2 separate regions of the Homo sapiens genome follow, and region 1 is linked to region 2. Evidence: read pairs that join two places in POLR2A ChIA-PET (ENCODE). Cell type or tissue: HepG2. All regions are shown on one strand. Links, peaks and the distances in the headings refer to the core of each region. The heading gives the core; the rest is flanking DNA. Region 1 overlaps TAF4 (TATA-box binding protein associated factor 4). Region 2 has its middle 4.8 kb from the start of MIR124-3.

Region 1 (4,376 bases), core at 81-4,080, 1.1 Mb before region 2:
CGTGTTGCACACGATGCCCCTCCAAGTACTCTGAGTAGGAAGCCGGACACCAGGGAGCACACAACTGGGGTTTCAGCGACCTGAGCGCTCCAAAGGACAGATCCACACCGACGGCGAGAGGCGGCCCAGAGAACACCTTCCCGTCCAGGGCTGTGGGCCGACAGCAGAGGGCACAAGCAGACCCTCTGGGGGGCTGAACGAAATGGGGGTAGACATCCTCAATCTGTGCACTTACAAGGGGGACATTTTATTGTATATAAATTATGTCCCCTCCAAGAATTTTTATGCATGTTAACCTCTATTTAAAGGAGAGCCCCTACCCTCAAACTGTCAGCCTCCACGTACAGCCACGCCTCACATCATGATGCTCCTGGCAATAACAGACGGCATACATGACGCTGGTCCCATCAAGACCATCCTGGCTAACAGGGTGAAACCCCATCTCTACTAAAAATACAAAAAATCAGCCAGGCGTGGTAGCATACGCCTGCAGTCCCAGCTACTTGGGAGGCTGAGACAGGAGAATTGCTTGAACCCGGGAGGCAGAGGTTGCAGTGAGCCGAAATTGCGCCACTGCACTCCAGCCTGGGCAACAGAGCGAGAATCCATCTCAAAAAAAAAAGAAAAAAGAAAAGTATGGCACACTGACCAGGTGCAGTAGCTCACCACTTTGAGCGGGTGAGATGGGAAGACTGCCTCAGGCCAGGAGTTTAAGACCAGCCTGGGCAACAAAGCAAGAGCCCTTCTCTCTAAAAAAAAAAAAAATTGAAACATCAGCCAGGCACAGTGGCTGTAGTTGCAGCTACTTAGGGGAGGCCAAGGCAGGAGGATCACATGAGCCCAGGAGTTCAAGGCACCACTGCACTCCAGCCTGAGTGACAGAGTGAGGCCCTATCTCCTAAAAAAAAAAAACCCTCCCACATACAATTCTGTAGCATACAGAATACTGGCTAATGATACAGACAGGAGGCAAGGAAATACTGGGTAGAAGAGGGCAATTTCCCAGCAAAGGCCCCACCCTCAAGCCTGGACACCTGCAGCCCTAAATGGGAACAGGCATTCCTGTTTCCGCGCCCAAATGTTGCCTTTTCCAAGACTAATCTGGCCTGCCACGCCCCTATCTGGTGCCCATATAAACCCCAAGCTCCACTGACGAGAGCAAAGTGGCGCAGCAGAGAAGGAGAAAAGAGAAGGAGCGTCTGAATGTCGAGAGGGGTTTGGCTGGGCACCGTCCAGGAGGAGATCGGCTGCGGGACGGCTGAACTCCAGAGGAAGATCATCTTCTCACTCCATCCCCTTGCCAGCTCATCCATCTCACTGAAGGCCACCTCCATCACTCAATAAAATCCCCACAAATGCCATCCTTCAAGTCCGTGTGACCTGATTCTTCCTGGACACCGCACAAGGACTCGGGTACCGAGAGGGCAGGGGGAAAAAGGCTGTCGCCTGACTCTCTGCTGAGCTGGTTAACACTTAGCCATCTGAGAATGGCAACTGCTAAAAGAGCATTCATTGTAATCTACCCCTAGGTGCTACTGTGGGGCGGGAGCCCAAAAGGGCTCACCCGGGCTCCTGCACCTGCCCGTCTGCACGCTCCCCTGCACGCTCCCCTTCCAGCAAATGAGCCACAGCCCCTGTTGCAAGTACCCAGAGCGGGTCAGGGAACTCTCCTGTTTCAATGATAATTAGCAACAATGTTACTGGTTTACATATTCACTACATTCTACTTCCCATCACTGTTTCAGAAATATACTGCATCTACTTATTAAAACTTACAGTTAACTGTAAAGCAGCCTCAGGCAGGTCCTTCAGGAAGAGTCCAGAAGAAGGTACTGATATCATAGGGATGACGGCTCCATGTGTGTTACTGCCCCTGAAGACTGCAGGGAGACGGGACTTGGAGGTGGAGGGCAGTGATGTGGATGATCCTGACTCTGTAGGCCTAGGCTAACGTGTGCTTGTGTCTTGTTTCTAACAAGTAAGTTTAAAAAGTAATAAATAATTTTAAAAATGGAAAAAAGCTCGCTGGGCGTGGTGGCACACGTCTGTAAACCCAGCATTTCTGGAGGCTAAGACAGGCAGATCGCTAGAGCCCAGGAGTCCAAGACCAGTCTGGGCAACACGGTGAAACCTACAAAAAAATACAAAAATTAGCCCGGCATGGTGGCCACGCCTGCCTGTAGTTCCAGCTATCCGGGAGCCTGAGGTGGGAGGATCTCCTGAGCCCAGGAGGTCAAGGCTGCAGTAAGCCATGATTGCGTCACTGCACTCCAGCCTGGGTGACAGAGCTTACAGAATAAGGATACAAAGAAAGTATTTTTTTGCACAGCTGTATAATGTGTTTGTGTTTTAAGCTAAGTGTTACTACAAAAGAGTCAAAAAGTTTGAAAAAGTTAAGTTTATAAAGTTATAGTAAGTCAAGGTTATTACTGAAGAAAGAAAACTGTGTTTTTATAAATTCCATAGTCCCTAAGCATACCCTAAGCATAGAGTGCCCCAGAGCCTACAGCAGCACAGTCATGTCCCAGGCCTCTCAGACTCCCGCAGAGCAACACCCAGTCCTGCAAGCGCCATTCATGGTGAGTGCCCTACACAGATGCACCATTTTTCATCTTTTATCCCCTAGTTTTACTGTACCTTTTCTATGTTTAGATACACAAACTCACTATCGTGTTACAACTGTACACGTCACAAGCCATGCAGGTTTACAGCCCAGGAGCCAGGGGCCGCACCACACAGCCTAAGAGTGTAGCAGGCTGTGCCATCCAGGTTTGTGTTAGTATATTCCACGATGCTCGCACAACGATGACATTGCCTAATGATGCGTTTCTAGAATGTATCCCCATCACTAAGTGGCGCGCGACTGTACCTGGTTTACACATAATTCCAGGAAGTATTTCTAAGCCCACTGCAGGCTGGACGGGAAGACACAGAGGCAGGGCCCGTTAGCTAACCCAGGCTTCAGCCTCCCACCAATGCAAAGACCACCCTGCCTGGCCTTCCCTTAAGACTGAGCCTCCCCTGTCTCCAGCCCAATATTCCCAGGCAGAGCTAACTTGTGCTTATTATATGCTTTTTGCCTTGGCAGAGAAAAATATATGTATTTTTTAAACTATTTCCTTCCAAAATTATTTTTTTTAAGTTTTAGTGCTTGAATTATGCAGAAAAGCATCACTATTCAGAGTAATTTCCTGAGTGTACTACACATAAAACTTCAAGTTTTTCAATTAAAATAAAATGCTACCAGAGATGATCTCCAGATTATATTAAGAAAAAATGTCAAGGTAAAAATTAGCGTATATGCTACATTAGTTATAATAGGAGAAAAAGAATATATGTGTGTATGCATGCGAGTATGTGTATTTTGAACCACATAAATGTTTTATACCCTCAAAATACAAAATGAAACAAAAAAAGTAAAATTGAAAACAAACCAAAACATAACTAAATTGTGTATCAAATTGGTAACATAACCAACACAAAAAAGGATCATTTCAGTGGAGTTTTGAACACAGTACTGATCTAACATCCTTAAAGAATAAATTCTAAAGACAAAGAGTGCAAAGAAACCTTAAACTTTACTCTCATGTTATTGTTGTAATTCTGAATCTGTGTTTAAGTATAGGGTAGCAGAAGCCAAGTAAGTAAATATGTTTATGTTACTAGGATCTAAGCTTTTCTGTGCAAGAGAAGAGATAAAAATACAATTTCACAGAATTTACAGGAGGGGGAGAATGTGCTGTGTTAAAAATGTGACCAGCATGACCAGCACCCCCAGCGCTGCCGAAACTGCTCGAGAGTCATTTTCCTCTAAATGCCATTCCAAGGCTCCTCCGGGAAGAGACAGGCCTGGGACAGGAAATACAGGATGAGGCTGATGTCTTGCACCAGAGGCACCAAACAGGATGGAGCGAAGGCCAGGAGGAGACCCATGGGCACAGGGAGCAGTCCGACATGGCAATGGACAAGCCACTCAGCCCAGGGGGAGAAAAGAGGCCACCTTGAGTGACACATGAAAATTAATCCTGGACAGATTAGTGACTACAAGGAAAAGAAAACTCACAACGCCGACATGAAAACACAGGTGAGTAGGTAAATAACCTCAGGTAGGGAGAGACAGTCTAGCCACACTGCAGGAAGAGAACTCGCAAAGCCATGCCGCTCAAACGGAATCCCATCGGGATGCTCCCCGCTCAGGACTGTCACAGGGACAACCGTCCCGCACCTCCTGGCCCATGCACCCTCCCCACCGGCCACACAAGGTCTGGAATGTTCTTCCCTGCCCTTCCTGGGAAAGCCCTGCCTGCCGTGCCTGCCCGCTCCTCTCTACCCTTGACTCGCTTCAGGTGCTTGGTGGAGACGATGGCGGTGAAACT
Region 2 (4,376 bases), core at 195-4,194:
TTCTGCCTGGTGGGCTGCTGTTCTGCTCAGCCCCAGGAATCCCTCCCATTTCTTAAGCCCATCCTTCCTTGGGCTTGTCCTCTCCTCCCCTGCCCCTAGATGCCTGGCCCCAGTTACACAGGGAGGTAGGCGGCCCTAGGGCAATGGCCTGGGGTGGACGCTCCAGTTTCTTCCCAGCATGGCACACTCCTGTGGCATTTGACTTAGCGGTGGAGGGGGCATCCCCCAAGAGTGAGGTAAGAGAATACCCATGTCCCTAAAAGCAGACAGCAGCCTGAGAAGTCCCTTTGATGGCCCTCCTTTCTTGCTGGAGTCATTCCTGAGAGGTAAATGGAAAGAGATGGAGATGAGCAAGAGGAAGTTGAGGAGGAAGATGGTGCAGCGATGAGAGAGAACCAAGAAAAGGCGAGATGGCAACACATAGACCTATGGGAGAGACATTCAGAGATGAGGAGAATCATAGAGGCCAGAAGGAGAGATGCAGAGACAGGGGAGACACAGAGACCGGGGAGAGACAGAGACAGAGACCAGGGAAGAGACAGCGACCAGGGGAGAGACAGAGACCAGGGAAGAGACAGTGACCAGGGGAGAGACAGAGACCAGGGGAGAGACAGAGACCGGGGAGAGACACAGAGACCAAGGGAGAGACACAGAGACCAAAGAGAGAGACAGAGACCAGGGGAAAGACACAGAGACAGGGGGAGACAGAGACCAGGGGAGAGACACAGAGACCAGGAAAGAGACAGAGACGGGGGGAGACACAGAGACTGGGAGGACAGAGACCAGGGAGAGAGACACAGAGACACAGGAGAGACACAGAGACATGGGAGAGACTCAGAGACAGGAGAGAGAAAGAGACGAGGGGAGAGACACAGAAACCAGGGGAGACACAGAGACAGGGGAGAGACAGAGACCGGGGAGAGACAGAGACCAGGGGAGAGACAGTGACCAGGGGAGAGACACAGAGACCAGGGGAGAGACACAGAAACCAGGGGGGGGCACAGAGACTGGGGGGGACACAGAGACCAGGGGGAGAGACACAGAGACACGGGAGAGACACAGAGACTGGCAAAAACACAGAGACCAGGGGAGAGACTCAGAGACAGGAAAGAGACAGAGACCAGGGGAGAGACACAGAGACCCAGGGGCAGGTGCTGAGAGAGTGATGGGGACCTGAACCCTGAGAAAGGACTGGCAGATGTGTCCTGGAGGGAGGGACAGAACAAGGGCCGTTCCAGCCCTACCCCGGGACCATGAGCTGCAGGCCATCCAGCAGCTGTCAGCCCAGCCAAGGATGGCCTTGTTCTCTGCACCCCGAGCCAAGCCACTTCTGAGGGAGCTCCACCTTTGGAGGATTGGTGCCTGGGCCAGCTGGGCCCCACAAGCGCCTCTGTGGTGGAGCTCCCTCTGGTGGGGTCCTGAGTGCTGGGGCCGCTGAGAACATAGGGGGAGGGGCATTGAGCCAAGTCCCGCCCTTGTGACCAGGAGGGGGCTCCATGGGGGACACCTGAGGGCCTGAGGAAGGAGAGGGCGCCCTGTCAGATGCCGCCTGCTCCCACTTAGAGGTCAGGCTGTAACTGAGGAGGCCACACAGAGTCCCCACCCCATGTGGACTCAGGGACAAAGAGCCCTCACCCTGTGGCCACGCTGGCCGCATCCAACTTTGCTGGGTCCCATGGAGGGGGACCCAGGGCTGGGAGAGACCCTGCCCCAGCTCTGCGTAGGTCTGTTCTGGGTGGTCCTGAGGCCCAGGTTCAAAAGGAAAGTGCCCTAAATGGGTGTCCTGCTGCATGCCTGGGGTGGCCCCAAAGCCAAGCAGGAGGGGTTCCCGCTGGAGGAGTCGAGGCCACAAGGCCCCAGAGCCTTCTCGAAGCTCCTGCTCTCAAACTCCTCCATCTTTCTAGAGAAGAGAGCAGTGCTGGGGCAAGCTGCTCACCCCTCACTCCTCCAGGGTAATTTGCTGACACCAAGATCCCTAGGTGGGGCCAGCAGGGGCCAGCCTCCCTACCCTCCCCGCAACACACCCTCTAGGACCCTAGGCTAGGCTTGGAGGCAATGGGAAGGAGGCAGCTGCCCAAAGCCAAGAGGCGCCCTGTAGAGGGGGCCAGCCCTGGGCAAGGGGCGGGGGCCGGGGGCTGCTGGCCCAGGCTCCATATCCCCAATTCCCCAGCAACAGTGCATGGCCAGGGAGGCTGGGACTGGCCAGGTTCGCACCTCAGGCTGAAATATTGGCCCCTGGGGAACAAAAGGCCTATTCCCGCCATGGGCCAGGCACCCAGCTCCCCTCGCTCCACACTGGCTCCCGCCTCCCTGCCCGCCCAGGCGCAGTGCTTACCTGGCCTCTATTCTGCCCAGCTCTCAGCCCAGTAGCTCTGGCGGGACCCACAAGGAGTTCCGCCTCTGGGACGGTCAGTCCAAGGTCTATGTATTCCTTCTCACTGGGGCCAGGGAGGAGGGGGCCAGGCCGGGAGCAGAGAGAAAGGGGCCGTGGCCTCATTTCCATGCGGAGGCCCCAGGCCCTGTGCTATCCCCACCCTATTGTGCGCCTGGGCGGGCTGACAATCGAGGTCTTTGTGGTCGGTTGCTGCACTCCCACCCTCAGCGCTCAGGCAGGCGGGGTCCCTGCCACCCGCTACAAAGGGTGAGGAGGAGCAAGACCAGGAGAGGCCCTCCCTCTCCCCACCAGGCACGGGGCCCCACGACTGGCCTCGTCCAGACCCAAGCCCAGGGGACAGGTGTGGAGGGAGCACCTGCAGATGGAGTCTCCCTGCTCCCTGCACCTTGCCTCTGAGTTTGTGCGTGGGGCCAGTTGCCATGTTTGCACTCCCACCCCCTAGTCCTGGGGATCAAGCTGCCTGGCAGTGTCCCTGGAGCTCCTGGGGGTGGAAGAGGGCCCCTGCTAGGTGGGATGGGCCTTCGGGGGCCCCTGCTCCTCATGGCACCAAGCATCTGCCCACCTCTGGAGGTTAAGCCTGGCGTGGGAGGAATGGGAGGCCCCCTTACCCACAGGGGAGATGTTTGGGGTCACAGTCACAGATGCTGGGTGGGAGGGGGACCCAGGCCTTGCTGCAGAGCCAGACAGAAGTCTCCGCCATCCCTGGGTGAGGCACTGGGTGGGGGCCTCTGAGCTCCTTTGACCACCCCAGCTGGAACTGGGAAGCTGTGGGCCACTGGGAGGCAAGGGTCCCCACCCCCTCTGCCACCCACATCTGTACTGTGGGCACCTCCATCTGGCCTTCCACATCCTCCCCACCTCCGCATGCTGCAGGGGCTGGGTGGGGGGTGGTCTGCAGCAGACTCCAAAGGAGGCGAGGGTCAAGGGTCAAGAGGTGGTGAGCCAGCTGTTCCCAGATGTGGGCCGCGGCCTTTCCTCTTTCTGGAGGAATGACAGGCCTCCCGCAGAGGAGGAGCGGGTGGTGACGAGGGAGAAGGAGCGGAAAGGGAGGGGTTCTCCACGGGTTCTGTTGATTTGTTTAATCCCACGCTATTCGGAGGCTTTCACGGATGGCGGACAAGAGGGAGGGGGAGGGGGTGGGGGTCTCGGCCCGTGTTTCCTCCCCTCCTCCCGCTCCCGCCCCCGCCGGAGCCACCTGACCCGTAGCGAAGTTGCCGGCCCCGCTGCGCGCCGGCCTTTGTGCGCACCGAGGCGGCCGCCGGGAACCGGGAGCCCGAGCTGGCCCGGCAGCGCCGCCGCCCCCACCTTCGCGCCCCTTTTCACTCCCCCACTGTCCCCGGAGCTGGCAAATAAACAAATCCACAAACAAATTATCCGTGTGCTCCGGAGAGGCGGCGGCGTGGGCGGCGGCGGAGAGAAGGCGCCGGGCAAGGCGAGACTAGGCCCCCGCGGAGCGGGGGAAGCACAGACCCCAGCCCGGGCCCGGCAGCAGTAAGTTGACTTTTATGAAACCTACGAAGCTCGCGGGGCCACCGAAAAGGTCCCCACCGGAGCGGACTCTGCGGGGCGGGCGGGGCAGAGGCTGCAGGCGGGCTCCCCTTCCCGCGCGGCTCCTACCGGCCGGCTCCGCCCCCAAGCCCTGGACGGCCCTTCCCCCAGCCCGCCTGGCTGGGGGCCGCTGCACACCGGGGGTGGAAGTGGGGAGCCGGGGACCCCGATCGCTACTCAGGACTCCAAGAGGGGCCGGGTTCTTCTAGGGATGTACAAAAATCTAGGGTGACCCAAGGGAAGGGGGCGACCCCCAGCCTTCCACCTTACCCACCCCGGCCTGCCAGAGAGCCCTCCGCCAAAGGTAAAGTGGGAAGGACGAAGGTGCTCCGCCAGGTGAGGGAACAGGTCTGCCAGGGGCGGCGATCCACCCTGCCCCAGGTGGAGCCGGTCCTGTACGGAAAAGAGACCCAAAGAAAGATTTGGGGTCCCC

Evidence for each region. Peaks named below come from ENCODE experiments on the same cell type or tissue, not always from the same donor. Only the 100,000 strongest peaks of a DNase experiment are listed, where the experiment ranks them.
Region 1: POLR2A ChIA-PET joins it to region 2 with 7 read pairs; 1 of 35 experiments calls an interaction of 5 or more read pairs at or near these places.

What each region holds. Positions count from the first base shown.
Region 1 is chr20:62,041,017-62,045,392 of GRCh38, forward strand. All of the region lies in intron 1 of TAF4 (TATA-box binding protein associated factor 4), which reads right to left. Among named protein-coding and RNA genes, the nearest start is that of MIR3195, 22 kb to the right of the region's middle. In HepG2, for the core only: no CTCF peak of the experiment used is centred there; DNase peaks (open chromatin) are centred at 2,235 and 2,535; H3K4me3 peaks cover 1,494 bases.
Region 2 is chr20:63,171,506-63,175,881 of GRCh38, forward strand. No RefSeq gene overlaps it. Among named protein-coding and RNA genes, the nearest start is that of MIR124-3, 4.8 kb to the right of the region's middle. RefSeq lists enhancers at 1,039-1,615, 1,616-2,190, 2,767-3,341. In HepG2, for the core only: a CTCF peak has its summit at 1,411 (motif pointing left); DNase peaks (open chromatin) are centred at 1,416 and 2,476; H3K27me3 peaks cover 3,957 bases.